Regions from separate parts of the Homo sapiens genome. Here region 2 is linked to region 1. A link is an interaction called in ENCODE POLR2A ChIA-PET data of the cell type or tissue named here. Cell type or tissue: B cell. All regions are shown on one strand.

Region 1 (8,000 bases):
GGCCCAGGCAGGCAGATCACGAATTCTGGAGATTGAGACCATCCTGGGTAACGTGGTGAAACCCCACCTCTACTAAAAATACAAAAAAGTAGCCGGGCGTGGTAGCAGGCGCCTGTGTCCCAGCTACTCGGGAGGCTGAGGCAGGAGAATGGCATGAACCCAAGAGGCGGAGCTTGCAGTGAGCCGAGATCGTGCCACTGCACTCCAGCCTGGGCAACAGAGCGAGACTCCATCTCAAAAAAAACAAAAATGTAAACAAGAGACACACAGCAAAAGAAGTGCAGCATAGGCCAGGCGCGGTGGCTCATGCCTGTAATCCCAGCACTTTGGGAGGCCGAAGTGGGTGGATCATGAGGTCAAGAATTCAAGACCATCCTGGCCAACATGGTGAAACCTCATATCTACTAAAAATACCAAAAATTAGCTGGATGTGATGGTGCATGCCTGTAATCCCAGCTACTTGGGAGGCAGAGGCAGGAGAATTGCTTGAACCAGGGAGTCAGAGGTTTCAGTGAGCCAAGATCACTCTACTGCACTCCAGCCTGGCGACACAGAGAGACTCCATCTCGGGAAAAAAAAAAAAGTGCAGCATAGAGTTATTTATTGTAAAGGAGAAAGAGGATTTTGAAAATTAAGTGCAGAATGGGCAGCACACTCAGAGAGAGGATTCAGGGTAGGCTGCTCATTTAAGGATGAGACAGCAAAAACTGGCACTAAGGAGACTCCCTTTATGGGAGTCTTATGTGATTATTCATAAGGAAGTGGAAAGAGGAGTTACTAGTAAGCATGTTCTGGGTGGTCTTCTGGGTGCACATGCACAGTAGTTTACATGCTTGTTCATACACCACATGTCTCATTACCATCTTAAATTTCCACCCAGGGGTGTATTTTTTACTATTAAAATAAGCAAAGGGTCAGTTTGAGACCAGGTAAAATCAAAGTGTGCATGCTGTCAGGGCCGGGCGCGGTGGCTCACGCATGTAATCCCAGCATTTTGGGAGGCTGAGGTGGGTGGATCACCTGAGGTCGGGAGTTTGAGAGCAGCCTGGCCAACATAATGAAATCCCATCTCTACAGAAAAATACAAAAATTAGCTGGGCATGGTGGCATGTGCCTGTGGTCCCAGCTACTCAGGAGGCTGAGGCAGAAGAATTGCTTGAACCTGGGAGGCAGAGGTTGTAGTGAGCCGGGATGACACCACTGCACTCCAGCCTGGGTGACAGAGCAAGACTCCATCTCAGAAAAAGGAAAGGACAGGAGAGGAGAGGGGAGAGGAGGGGAGGGGAGGTGAACCGCAAAGTTTGCATGCTGTCTACATGGGAAATTCCCTACTGCAGATAGCTTTGCTTGAATTAGCTCAGTTGCATTGTGAATGCTGAGGCTTATTGTGTTGACTGAATGGTCAGCATGATTGCTGTGTCCTGAGACCCTGGTTACTTCCTTGACTACCTACCCTGCATCAGTATGAACCAGAAGCCCCATACCTGGGGACTGTTGTATGTATGAATAATTTGTTCCTTTTTATTGCTAAGCAGCATTCCACTGGATAAACAAGGTATGGTATAGCCATATAGTGGAATACTTCTTAGCAATAAGGAAAGACATATTGACACATGCAGTGACTTTGATGAATCTCAAAGGTATCATGTGCTGTGAAAGAATCCAGTCTTTAAAAATTACAGGCCTGGCGTGGTGGCTCATGCCTGTAATCCCAGCACTTTGGGAGGCCGAGGCAGGTGGATCACGAGGTTGGGAGATCGAGACCCTCCTGGCTAACATGATGAAACCCTGTCTCTACTAAAAATACAAAAAATTAGCCAGGCATAGTGGCGGGCGCCTGTAGTCCCAGCTACTCGGGAGGCTGAGGCAGGAGAATGGCGTGAACCCGGGAGGCGGAGCTTGCAGCGAGCCGAGATTGCGCCACTGCACTCCAGCCTGGGCGACAGAGCAAGACTCTGTCTCAAAAAAAAAAAAATAAAATAAAATAAATAAAATAAAATAAAATAAAATAAAATAAAAATTACATATTAAATGATTCCATTTATATGGCATTTTTGAAAGTACAATCTATAATGATGAACGGATCAATGGTTGCCACGGGGCAGGGGAAGGGTGTGGCTACAAGGGAGTTTTGGGGTGTGACATAACTGTTCTTTGCTGAAGCAGAGTCTCACTCTGTCACCCAGGCTGGAGTGCAGTGGTGAGACCATAGCTCACTGCAGTCTTGAAATCTCAGGCTTAAGTGGGAGTTCAGCCTTGAGTAGCTGGGACTACAGGCACATGCCACCATGCCTGGCTTTTTTTTTTTTCTTTTTCTTTTTCTTTTTTTGAGACGGAGTCTCACTCTGTCGCCAGGCTGGAGTGCAGTGGCGCAATCTTGGTTCACTGCAACCTCCGCCTGCCGGGTTCAAGCGATTCTCCTGCCTCAGCTTCCTGAGTAGCTGGGACTACAGGCACGTGCCACCACAGTCAGCTAATTTTTGTATTTTTAGTAGAGACGGGGTTTCACCATGTTGGCCAGGATGGTCTTGATCTCCTGACCTCATGATCTGCCTGCCTCGGCCTCCCAAAGTGCTAGGATTATAGGCGTGAGCCACCGTGCCCGGCCAATAAATTTCTTTCTATAGCCATATATATATATATGTATATCATTGGTTCTGTTTCTCTGGAGAACGCTAATACAAGTGAAGTGTGATTCAAATTTTCTTTTCTTTTTCTTTTTTTTTTTTTTGGAGACGGAGTCTCACTCTGTCACCCAGGCTGGAGTGCATAACCCCCCAGGCCCAAGCAAGCCTCCCACCTCTGCCTCCTGAGTAGCTGGGACTACAGGCATGCATTACAGTGCCCATGCCTAGCTATTTTCTTTTTTTAGACGGAGTTTCCCTCTTGTCGCCCAGGCTGCAGTGCAATGGCTGTTCACAGGCATGATCCCTCTACTGACCAGCACGGAAGTGCTTCATTTCTGATCTGGGCCAGTTCACCCCTCCTTAGGCAAACTGGTGATTCCTCACTCCTGGGAGGTCACCATGTTGATGCCAAATTTAGTGTGGACACCCAATTAGCATTGTGCACTAAAGCCCAGAACTCCTGGGCTCAAATGATCTTCCCACCTCACCCTCCCCAGTAGCTAGGACTACAGGCACGTGCACACCTGATATCTCTGAGCCTTTACACATGCTTCTTTCTCTGCCTCCTCCCACCCCAACCCAACTATCTTCTACTCTTTCTTCAGGATTCAGCATAGGTATCATCTCTTTTAGAGAACTTTATCTGTCAGGACTGATTCAAGTAATAGAAACTTCCTTGCACTAACAAGCCAAAAAGGGAAAAAGGGATTTAATATAAGAGTATAGAAGCATACTCTTCCTTGAGGAAGGAATCATCCAAAACCAAGCACTCCATTTCATTAGGACTTTATCTCTTGTGTCTGTTCTTTCCCACCCTTAGAATCCCAGTTGGCCTCTTCAAGTAGCTTTGTTACTGCCTATCTATACTTCTCGTTCTTCTCCTCTAGACCATAAGTTCCTTGAAGGCAAGACTGTACCTTTATTAATTTCCTCATCCCCAGAACTTAGCAGAGTACACCCAACAGAGTTCACAGGTGGTCAAAGAGGCAGACAAGTAAACTGGCCCTTAATGCACAACCCAGCAAGTGTCCTTGAAAATGCACATTTTCAAGGTGCTTCCAGAGCCAGAGGAGATAGAGAGGACTCACCTCCCTATCTGGGCAGTCGAGAAGCTTCAGGAAGGACACAGGCTTACGCATTGCTTATCCTTTGATTGGGGGATCCAAAGGAAAGTCCCATACAATGCATAGATTTTTTTTTTTTTTGAGATAGGGTCTCACTCTGTCACCCAGGCTAAGTAAAGTGGTGCAATGAGGGGTCACTGTAGCCATGACCTCCCTGGCTCAAGTGATCCTCTCACATCAGTGTCCGGAGTAGCTGGGACTACAGGCATTCATTACCATGTCCAGCTAATTTTTTTTTCTTTGTAGAGATGGGGTCTCACTATGTTGCCCAGGCTCTTCTCGAACTCCTGGTCTCAATCCTCCTGCCTCAGCTTCCCAAAGGGCTGGGATTATGGGCATGAGCCATCACACCCAGCCACGGAGAATCAGAGAGTCTCTTAAGAGACCTCCCAGCTCCTTGGGTCTCCATTGAAGCAAAGAGAGAACATCCAGTGTATTTCTGCGTGGTGCTTGAAGACAGAGGAAAGGAACAACGAGTCACAGAGCAGGGGACTTGGTGCTCTGTTTCTCTAACATTTCAGCCATCTGAGATTTCATTCAGTTCCTCTTTTTCTTTCTGATACGGAGTCTCGCTCTGTCACCCAGGCTGGAATGCAATGGCGCAATCTCACTGCGCCCGGCCATTGACTACTTTATCTTTCACTCTTCATTTTTGAAGAGTCTGGGTCAGATGTTTAGCAGAATGCCCCTAATGTGGATTTGTCTGATTATTTCCTCATGGTTAGATTCAGATTAAACTTTTTTTTTTTTTTTACAAGATGCCACTTGCATGATGCTGTGGGTGCCTTTTCATTGCAATGCCTCCATTTCAGATGTGAGAAAGTTCTGGGCCTGTAGGGCATTTCAAGCCTAGGTGTGTATGGGGGAGGAGGGGATAGATGTTCATCTATGCACCAGATCCTCAGATCCCCGAGGTGGGTTGCGGGGAAGGCCCAGGGAGCTGATGGATAAAGCCACAGCTTCAGTCCTGGCAGAGTTCACTGCCAGGAATGGCTGCTGACTGCGGGGCACTGATGGTGGGCAGCCAGGGCCGAGGTGCAAACTTCTTCCCACAAGGAGTTCCAGGTGTTCAGTGGCAGCCAGTTCCTCAGTTAATGGGTCACCTGCTGCTGCGGCCACTCTCTGTTGATGCAGCTGCAAGGGAAATGAAGAGGGCTGAGGGAGGTGGCCATGCCAATGCTGTCCTGTGGAGGAGAGGGACAGCAAAGGGACAGGCGTACAAAGACAGAGGGAGCCATGGCCGGGCACAGTGGCTCATGCCTGTAATCCCAGCACTTTGGGAGGCCGAGGCAGGTGGATCACTTGAGCTCAGGAGTTCGAGACCAGCCTGAGCAACATGGTGAAACTCTGTCTCTACCAAAAATACAAAACAAATTAGCTAGATGTGGTGTCACGAGCCTGTAGTCCCAGCTACTTGGGAGGCTGAGGTGAGAGGATTGCCTGAGCCCAGGAAGAAGAGGTTGCAGTGAGCTGAGATCGCACCACTGCACTCCAGCCTGGGTGACAGTGCAAGACCCCACCTCAAAAAAAGAAAATTAAAAAAAAAAACACAAAGACAGAGGGAGCCAGAATAAAAAACAGAATGAAAGAGTGAGAGCCAGGGCGTCAGAGGGAATGCACACACCAGCAAAGGAGAGAAAAGTGGAGGGACAGAGACAGAGAGAAACCAAGAGATTCATAAATGGCAGCCCACAGAGAAAAGAAAGCACCAGCTGATATGCCTCACTCACAATTTGCAAGTCCCTTTCTGAGGTTCTCTGGCTTTGGCCTTTATGGGACAGTCAAGAGAGTCTGTGTTTATATCAGTCAGACTCAAAGGGCACAAGTGTTTCCCCCAAGGGGCTGTGCGGGGGTCACCTGCTCAGTCTGTACTTTTCCAAACACAGAAATTCTCCTTTGTGCCCCAGAAGCCAGGTCCTGGGCCAGCAGTTTCCTGCCGGAGCTCGGCATGTCTCCCCTTTTTTCACAGGGCTGTCAGCATTGAGGAAGCCCTACTGGTAAAGAGGAGGAACAGGAGAGAGGCAGACAGAAGGGAGGACTCAAAGAAAAGAAGCCACTAGAAATAGCCTTCCCTCTGGAGTGGGGAGGAATCCAAAAATCCCAGGAGCTGCCCAGCGGGTGTGACCTTAGCTAATAATAACAGGCCAGCGTTTTCTCACGAGAAAAAGGATCAGCATAGAGCACGGTGGAGGGAAAGAGAAGCTGCTTAGCCCCCACACCGCAAGGGGTACAGACAGCACCCAGGGGTTCTGCCAGGGCCAAACTCCTCTAAAAGCTCCTGGGGAAGGGCTCGGTTAGGGGAACCCAGAGTGGACAGAGGAGACCTTTTGGCAATAATGGCATGTCTGTGCTTTTCTTTTGCAGGAAGAGAAGACAATGAAAAGAGCATAGTCAGGAATCAGGAATCTTTTGTGGTATCAAAGCTGAACCTAAGTGAAGAAGCAATTTTCTGTCCTCTGCCCTTGTCCAAAAGAACACCCCTCAGTTCCTGCTTCTTACTAAGCCGGTTGAGGGGCGTCAAGGGGCTGGACAGGACACCCCGCAAACTTTCCAGCCATTCCTGCTGTTCCTTCTCACTGGGGCAAGTGAGGACAAATCTCCGCTCTGGGGTGACAATGGTGAGTCCGGCTTTCCAGCGATTTCCTCGGATGCCCTTGGGCAGGTCTTCGTAGGCTTCATATCCCTGCTCCTTGTTCCCAAGAAAAACCTGGCCCTGCTCGAAGGCATCCTGAAAATGGAGAGTACAGGGTCATCAGAGGGTGCCCCCAGGGCAGAGGGGCCCTGCAGCCCTGACAGCCTCCAAGCTTTATTTTGGGAAAGGGGTATGAGGTCCCTGCTGGGATTTCTGCTAAGTGGGACCCAGAATTTGAAAGATCAAAACCCTAAAATAAATCATACACATCATCTATTGAAAAGATACCGAGGGTGGGCCTGGTAGTTCATGCCTGTAATCCTAGCACTTTGGGAAGCCAAGGCAGAGGATTGCCTGAGGCCAGGAATATGAGACCAACCGGGACAACATAGTGAGACCCCTTCTCTACAAAAAAAAATTATTAATTATTATTATGAATTGTTTTTGGAGACAGGGCCTCACTCTGTCACCCAGGCTGGAAGTGCAGTGGCACAATCATGGCTCATCCCAGCCTCAACCTCCCAGGCTCAGGCAATCCTCCCACCTCAGCCTCCCAAGCAGCTAGGACTACAGGCATGCACCACCACACCTGACTAATTTTTAAGTTTCTTTTTTTTTCTTTCTTTTTTTTTTTTTGAGACGGAGTCTCACTCTGCACCCAGGCTGGAGTGCAATGGCATGCACCCTCTGCACCCTCTGCCTCCCGGTTTCAAGCGATTCTCCTGCCTCAGCCTCCTGAGTAGCTGGGCTTACAGGCACGCACCACCACGTCCGGCTAATTTTTGTATTTTTAGTAGAGACAGGGTTTCACCATGTTGGTTAGGCTAGTCTCGAACTCCTGAGCTCGTGATCTGCCCCGCCTCAGCCTTCCAAAATGCTGGGTTTACAGATGTGAGCCACCGTGCCTGGCCTTAAGTTTCTTGTAGAGATGGGATCTCACTATGTTGCACAGGCTGGTCTCGAACTTCTGGGCTCAAGCGATCCTCCTGTCTCAGCCTCCCAAAGTGCTGGGATTACAGACAAAAGGCAGCACATCCAGCCCTAAATTTTTTTTTTTTAATTAGCTGGGCATGGTGATGCATGCCTGTATTCTGAGCTACTTAGGAGGCTGAGGCAGGAAGATAACTTGGGCCCAGAAGTTCAAGGTTGCAATGAGCTGTGATTGTGCCACTGCATTCCAGCCTGGGTGACAGAGAGAGACTCTGTCTCTAAAAAAAAAAAAATAAGTGATACCTAACATTTACGGAGCACTTATTAAAATCAGCATCAGGAATTACAATGCTTTATATATAGTAACTTAAATAACCATCATGGCAACCTCTGGGGAAGGCATTCTTATTAAGCCTGTTTTTCAGAGGAGGAAACCGAGGCACAGAGCACTAAGTACACGGCTCAAGGCAACACTACTACAAGTGGCAGGGCTGAGACCAGAGCCCAGACGGTGGGGTTCTAGAGTCCACCACACTCCTAACTACTACACATCACGGCCTCTTGGTTAGAAGTGAGCCCTGGAGACTAGAGGAAGAGATACACCATATTTAACTACCATGGGCAGCATTTTGGATACTCATAATAGACTTCCTGAAAGCGAGGAGAAGCTTCATGCCATAGGAGATT
Region 2 (8,000 bases), 410 kb before region 1:
TCCTGGTTTCCTCTTTAACAAGTCAGGGGAAACATCTACAAACCGAAACGAATTACTTATAATATTTTTAACAGAACTTATGTCAATTACGCAGAAATGGGCAACTTGGTCTAAACTTCAGAATTTCTTTTATAGATTACAAGTATGAAGACTAAAAAAGTGTTGCATTTCTCAAGGGACACATAGTGGTGAGAGGTTTATCTCATGTACATTTTAGTTACTTGGAAAGCTAGATTTTCCTCAAAAGTCAGAAGTTCTTTAAACAAGGTAAATTTTAAACCTTAGTTAAGTTTTCAAACTCCTAGGATGTACTTACTAGTCAAAGGTATTTTTGCATTTCAAAGGCGGCTGAATTTTGATTTGTGCCAATGCTGATCATTTCAGGCGGTATGAAATACTACACCCTTGGTAAACCCGTTTATGGAAATATCAGTATTTTTAACAGTAAACCTCTGGAAGTTTCTTTATTTTGATGGGAAGAGCAAAATAGCATAACACCCACTATCATATGCACCAAACCAACAAACAAAAACAAGAAAAACATCGAACTAAAGTTATCAAAGGCTTACACTGCCTGCTATTCCAGGGCCTAGAAACTGTGAAACTTACCCCAGAAACACTGGGTTGTGGGAGAGCCAAGACCATGGTGGCAGCTTGGCATCCTTGGCACTGGGTTACTGATCTATTTCTAAACACAGTTCTAATTTCAGCTTTTTTATATAGTCATAGTTGCTCTGTCATTATAAACATTTTCTTCTAATGCAGCCTCTACAATAGTTTAAAAACAAAAGTTTAGTAAATTGCACCTGTCTTCAGTATTTCCAACAATTCTATGGTAAACTCATTAATAATACTAAGGTTTTCTTTCCTCTTATTTTGGCAAATAATTCTTACTTTTCCCAGGACTGTAAACAAATTTAAAAAATTAAATTCTTGTTATTTCTGAGTATCAAAACCAATTTTATTTACATTAACATATTACATTGTTACTGTGTGGATAAATGTGAAATATATTATTAAAATCAGAACACTTAAATGTACCATTATTTATTGAATTAGCTGTGGAATTTAATTTACTGAAATCCTCTAATGAAACAGCACTACAGGAAACTCCCCTCTCCCCTAGGTTTATTTTTTCCCCCCTCAAAGCCATTATATCTTAACATATAAAGGGAACCTGGGAGTAGAGGGATTAATATCTTTTTGTAATAAATATGGTTTAGTTCTAAATTGGAACATCCAGATACCAATATGCTCACTGAAGTCAAATTATTTTGTAAACTGCAGGTACCACAAAGAAATTGGATCTGCATTACTATGAAAATTCCAATGCCATGATAATCCATACCACCAGTATAGCAGCAATTCTAACAGCCCCCCTACTGTCATACTAATGCAGGCTGACCAGTCTTTTCACAGTGATTAAATGCAATTCTAGCATATATAACCTACATGTTTTCTTAAAGAGGTTTCTGATTTTTTTGGAGAGGAGGAGGAAGATTAAAAGACATTCAAAATACATCTTATCAAAGAAATTTATAATATACACCATACTCTATTCTTGGAAATTATTTAACAAAATAAAAATATCAGCTACCCTAAATGTCACGTACCATTCCATTTTGCTATGGAGCTAATGCAAACATCTATGAAAATTACCTTCTGGGAACAATTTTCAACACTTTGTTCACTGATTACCCTGCTCAGAATTAGTTAGGAAAGAAGAGGGGGAGGGGAAAAAATATATATATATATATAATTACTATACTTAGTATAGTTTTGGTTTACAAAAAACAAAACACAAAAAAACCACCTTTAGCAAAATTAAAAATTAAAAGATAATCAACTGGAGAAAAAAATAAACTAGTTTGGATGACTGAGTTTGGATAAGGACTTAGAAGCCATAGTTTTAATTCAGTAATGTTAAGATATATGTGGTCGCACTTATTTTCCTGTAATTATTGCTAATACTCAAGTGTTAGTATTTCTTAAGAATCCACTATAAAATATGAAATTTCCCTGCCCTCCCCCCCAAGTACCTTGTCTGTGGCTTTATGGTGTCAAGTCACTGAGGCTTGACCTCTATGGTTCTTTCAGTTTTGTACGGTTAAAAAAAAAGTCCACAGCTAAAAGATTAAACATACTGGGGTTATAATACTATTTCTCTCATAAACTTGTATCTTGAAAAATGTATAAATAGGACTAACACTTTACTCTGTAGGATGAAGAAGGGAAAACCACAGAAGGCAGAGCTCTGTGCAAATGGCTTTCATCACTGGCCAGTAGTAGCAGTATTCAAGAATTCATCCTCTCTTACAATTGAGATTTCTCAGTTAAAAGTTTCCTGACCTCCCACTTTCTTTGCAGTTGTTCTGAACACTTACATATACCAGATACACGCCAAAAGTAGAAGAAAAAAAGTTAAAGAAAAGGCAGCATTAAATTTAGGCAAGGCTTCGAAGAGTTGATCATCTGGCAACATGGCAAACCGGATGGGTTCATTATAAAACAGGAAGTGCAGCATTACAACATGGGGGGAAAGGGCAAGGACAGGGAAGGGGTCACTAGTGAAGAGCCCATGTTAAGTTGATTTTAAAAAAGAAAGCAAGCAAGCTTCACACGATCTTCTTAATGCTATTACGTTTGAAACTGCCAGCGCTTCTTTGCTTCTGCACTTGGCTTGCGGATCCGTGGCGAGTTCGTCCACTGTTACAGTGGCCAGTGGTAGGGGAGAGTTCAACGTTCTCCTTGTCGATTCCTGGAGAAAAAGAGAACAGCCAGTTACTTCTTCTTTTCCTTCCAGGACTGAATTTCATTGCAGTCATGTGTCGCTTAACAACGGGGACACATTCTAGGAAACAATCATTAGGCGATTTTGTCTGTGCAAATATTGTGGAGTGTACTTACATGAACTTAGATAGCATAGCCTACTACACACCAAGGCTATATGGTATAGCCTGTTTCTCCCAGGCAACAAACCTGTACAGCAGGTTACCATATTGTGTACTTTATGTAGTTGTAACACAATGCTAACTATTTGTATATCTAACACAGAAAAGGTACAGTAAAAATACAGTATTATAATCTTTCGGGACCACTGTCTATATGTGTTCTGTTGTTGACTGCAATGTTGTTATGCAGCACATGACTATATTTGTGATAAGATACAACCTGGCAAATTGTTTATGCACATTTCATTTTAATAGTCAATTGCTAAAATGTTTACTAAGTTAATGTCACATGGAAAACTTCACATTTTGTTATGCAAAGTTTGCTATCATAGCAGAAAATAGCACAAGAAAAATGAAAAGACAAGTTGCAAGGAAAAGCTAGAGGCTGGCAGGCTTGAACTAAATGAAAGGCTAGCAGCCACCAGGGAAGACTAGTGCTCCTTCCTCCAAATCATACCAGAAACTTCCAGCAGAGGTCATCTTCTAGCCTTATTCACATCCTCATTCATGTTTATAAACAGAATATACTCTCCAGCAGCAGAAAGTACTGATCTTTCCAGCAAATTTGTCACTTCAAAGAAAACTCAAGATGCTTTTATTTTTTTAATCACAGTGCCTATCCCAAAGAAACTATTTACTGAGAAAATAATATATCACAAAGGTCATACTGTAGAATCTTTGCTTCTTTTCAGCTATGCCAAGTCATTTCACATTCTGCAACCTTAAACAGATGCCATTTATTTCTCTTGAGGAGGAGATTAAACCTCCAAAACCTGGGCCTAACAATGATTGATTATTTATTTAGAGACAGGGTCTTGCCCTGTTGCACAGGCTGCAGTGCAGTGGTGTGATCATAGCTCACTATAACCTTGAACTTCCAGGCTCAAGCTATCCTCTCGCCTCAGCCTCCCAAACAGCTAGGACTACAGGTGCATGCCACCATGCCCAGCTAATTTTAAAATTCTGTCTAGAGATAGAGTCTCACTATGTTGCCAAGGCTGGTCTTGAACTCCTGGTCTCAAGCAATCCTTCCATCTTGGCCTCTCAAAGTTCTGGGATTACAAGCATGAGCCACTGCACCCCACCCCAATTAATATTATAAATAATCTAAGCAGTAACTTCAGAAAAGTAACCAGAAACTAAAATAAGATTTTTATTTTTATCTATCACATTAGGAAAGATTACAAATTGGGTAACAGGACTGTGGTCACCCTTGCGGAAGTAGTGACTTAAGGGGGCATGAGGATGGCTTCTTGGGATGCTGGTAATGTTCTGTTTCTTGATGTAGATGATGGATTTTCAAGTGTGTTTACATTTTAAAAGTTCACTAAGCTGAAAACTTGCAATTTGTGAACTTTTCTGTTAAACATCAATAAAATTTACCCCCAAAATTAGACTGATTATACTTACTGCTGGCATAAATTTTGGCGGGAAAGCAAACAGCTGCAGAACGTTTTAGTAATTTGTATCAAAATGTACATTACTGATTGATATTTACTGATACAAAAAGATGACCACAATTTTTGGAGTAGGAAAAAAACACCCACACACTGTGGGGAGAGGGCGTAGGGCTGGGTAAACATCTGCCAAAATATTTTATCTCTGTCAGAAGCCAAAGGACTAAAAAATATATTTTACCTCTGTATGGCAAGATTTCAGCTAATTTGTACTTTATTCTTCTTTATATATTGAAATTTTAAATCTTAGAATAGAAAAATTTCCATTTTTGGACAAAAAGTAATATTTCAAGTCAAGAAGTATTCATTATGTTACAGAAAATGTACATAGATCTACCCAGTTAGTTATTTGTTGGCTCATGAACAGGAAATGAACTTGGGATGACCTCCCTCTAGGAGCCACTCATCTTTCATTTGGATTCAGCTCTGAATTCGACTCAAGAGTATCAGGCATCTGTAAGCACGTGGCCTGGTTTACACGTGCTCAACAGAGATTTGCTGTCTTGAAAATCTGAACTGCTGTCAAAGGAACATGGGCATTTGTCAGTGACTGTTTATGAACATGTGCACTGCATCAGGCATATGAGTGCAAGGAAAAACATCAGCGACATTTCTCCAGGAGGTGAGCATAGCTGAACCACCACTGAAAATCTGTTCTATTCAAATCTTTTTTAAAACCCTTATTAAATTTTTTAAGGCTAGTCATGTTCTAATCTAATCTAATCTAATCATATGCATAGAAAGATGACTAGAAACATTCATGGAACTTTTCTCTGGGTAACAGAATTCTGGTCTATTTAAATTCTCTTCTGTATATTTATTTGCATCCTCTCCAGAGCTATTTACAAAAGAAATAACAAAACTGAAAGAAAGCTGCTCATGATCTCTGGAATGTGCCTTGAGCTTCTTTGGGATGTATGTTTGTGTAGGCTCTTTTAATTGTCTTGCGTATCTCTACAAGATAAAATTCAACCCATATTTTTTTTTCTCATATCCTTTTCCTTCATGATGCATTATTCTGTCTCTTGCCAGAACTACTTTCTCCTTCCTTGCTTTTAAATTAACTTGCCTATGATTCTACAACTTGTACATCCATCTTCCTCTACTGAGTAAAGGCACTGAGAAGGGTAAAGATCATTATTATTCATTTTTGTTTTCCTGTAAAATCTAGTTATTTTTTCAATACATTGAAAAATTATTTTCAATTAATACTGAATGAACTGAACACTTCCATTTTAAAATGTGATAGCTAGATACCTGTAATTCAGAGCCCCAAAGCATGCAATCCCTGATCTCCAGAGAGTGGTATAATATTTTTAGTTGAAAAGATAGAACTTTTTTTTTTCCCTTTGGCATCCTCCACTTAAAATTATGAATTTGTCAGCGTATTTGACCTTCCATTTCCTCAAATTTGCATTTGGCCTACAAGTTTCAAGTCCAGTAATTCTGAGTTGTTTCTTTAATAGAAAATAAGATTCAGGCAAAACTAGGACCTTAAAAAGACAAAGGTTTGAAACAACTTGGAGCTGGCCCGCATGCAGGAGGGGCATGAAGCATGGATGACCACTAGGAAGGCCCTGTGACTCTCTGCCAGCAATCTGCTACCCTGGGGCTCGTTCTTGTGTGTCTTGCTACTACTAGACCATGGCCTACTCTGAGGGGAAAACAGTCATGACATGGGTGGCAATGCTTCTGTTTGGGCACAGTGTTATTCCTGAGAATTACAATTACATAAATTGTAGTAATGTAGATGAAGTCACTAGGGTGAAGGTATCTTCAAAAAAGTGCTAAGAACATTCCACTTTCTGTTTTGTGAAGCAAATAACCGTCAAACCTCAAATAATTTTAAAGGCCTTATTTATCTCCTGTTAAATGTTGAGGGTACAAAACAAGCTATAAAGTTGTTCACATACTATGACCTCAAGTATATAAAAAAAAGAAACTGGAAGGAAATGCACCAAAATGTTAATAAACAGTGGTTATCTATCTTAGAATGATAGGATTGTGGGTAACTTTTTCCTTTTATTTTTCTGAATTTTCCAATTTTTTTCCTAATGAGCACATTAATTAAAAATGTAAAAGTACGAGTGACTTGTCAGCCCCATCCCTCATAACCAAAAGCTTCAACACTATGTCAAAAGTTGATATTCTACTTCTTTTCTCAAATTCATTTTTCATCTAAATTCTTGTTTTTGGAATGTATGTTTTCTTCCTACTTAGTGACCCAACTGTATAAATCACACATAGGTAAATGTGGTGTGACTGTGATTCCTAAGTTCAACTTCACAGCAAAGATGTTTTACTGTAAGGATCAAAGGAGAAACTAACAAAAATCTTGGAAAGTCATTAAAAAAAAACAATTAAAATGCATTACGTTTACACCAAAATATATCTTGAAAAAGCCAAGGTAGTATGAAACAGAATGATCATAGTATCTAGTTCTGGCATTTAAGTTTCTCAGCATAATTCTCACTTCTAAGAATTTTGGCAGCATTCTTTCTTTTTATCCTCTAAAATTAAATCTAGAAATCTCTCTAGGAACTGGTGAAGGATTTCACCTCAATATCCCATAGGAAAAACTCTCAGATTATCTGATAGACCACTCCAATGCAGACAGAACACATCCTGTATTGCTATATGCCATATTTTAAGTTAGTGAGAAGGCCTTGGTGCTGCACTTCTTTTCATCAAAACCCCTTTAAAGTTTTGTATTCTGGTATCTCTTTTGCCCCTAAAGCATTGGCTCTCCTTTCTGGCCTTTGGTGGACAACAAACAGACAAAACTACAAAGTGACTGACAGAAACCCAGAGGCTACCACACAAAGGAAATAAAGCTAAAACTTCTGTGGTCCTGATTTGCCAGCTTAAATGACCCCACAGATATGCTGTGGTCAAACATGCAGCCAATTACAAACATGCAGAGCAGAAACAGCTGGACATTCTGTACAGCAGTATATCAGCAGTACTATGTTTCAATAAATTGTGGTGGTTCCAGATAAAGACAAAATCCTAACTAGAAGGTGTTATTGGCCAAAATTCAGTGAATTTGAGTAGCTGGGGAAAAGGATTAGATTACATTATTGTTATTTAAGTTAGATGTCTATCTTCCCTGCTAGAACATGAGTTCCTTGAAGGCAGGTATCAAGGTTTGTGTATTTTTACAACTAGTGATGTAGCTCCAGCCTGACAATTTTTTAGTCACTCATTTTTAAAAAACACTTTTGGTTTCCCAAACTGAAATAATCAGTTATAATAGTATCATGAAATAATAAAACAACAGAATCGCTTTTAACTCTTGAAAAGCTAAGGAAAAATGGGTTAGGTAATTTGTGAGAAGTTATACTACAAAAATGACAGACTAATAAAAACTGAAATCTCCTGCCACCTGTGCAGGAGCACTAGTAGGTTACCTTACTCTGCATTTAGTTTATTTCATATACAATATGGCAAACTTATTAGAAAACTCTTATTACATACAGGAGAACTTAAACATGTCAGAAGACCTAGGTTTGAGACTTGTTTGGATCAATATTCTTATTTAGTTGTAATTCTTAATCTGGCAATTAAGGATAACAGCAGACTTGTCTATTTC

The links. ChIA-PET counts read pairs that join two places held together with the same protein. Peaks named below come from ENCODE experiments on the same cell type or tissue, not always from the same donor. Only the 100,000 strongest peaks of a DNase experiment are listed, where the experiment ranks them.
Region 2: POLR2A ChIA-PET joins it to region 1 with 6 read pairs; 3 of 35 experiments call an interaction of 5 or more read pairs at or near these places.

The regions. Positions count from the first base shown.
Region 1 is chr17:30,954,720-30,962,719 of GRCh38, reverse strand. ADAP2 (ArfGAP with dual PH domains 2) reads right to left here. Exons shown (of 11, transcript NM_018404.3): 10 at 6,251-6,479; 11 at 3,398-4,885. The coding sequence ends at 4,851. It also overlaps a transcript of RNF135 not described here and the pseudogene RN7SL138P. Among named protein-coding and RNA genes, the nearest start is that of RNF135, 12 kb to the left of the region's middle. RefSeq lists a silencer at 2,198-2,247 and enhancers at 4,374-4,873, 5,457-5,506. In B cell, no CTCF peak of the experiment used is centred here; DNase peaks (open chromatin) are centred at 1,319, 2,139, 4,299 and 5,621; H3K4me3 peaks cover 2,097 bases; H3K27ac peaks cover 4,481 bases.
Region 2 is chr17:31,368,771-31,376,770 of GRCh38, reverse strand. It overlaps NF1 (neurofibromin 1), which reads right to left. Exons shown (of 58, transcript NM_001042492.3): 58 at 1-2,758. The coding sequence ends at 2,616. Among named protein-coding and RNA genes, the nearest start is that of RAB11FIP4, 19 kb to the left of the region's middle. RefSeq lists a silencer at 4,766-5,060. In B cell, CTCF peaks have their summits at 3,205 and 3,412; a DNase peak (open chromatin) is centred at 3,410; H3K27ac peaks cover 518 bases.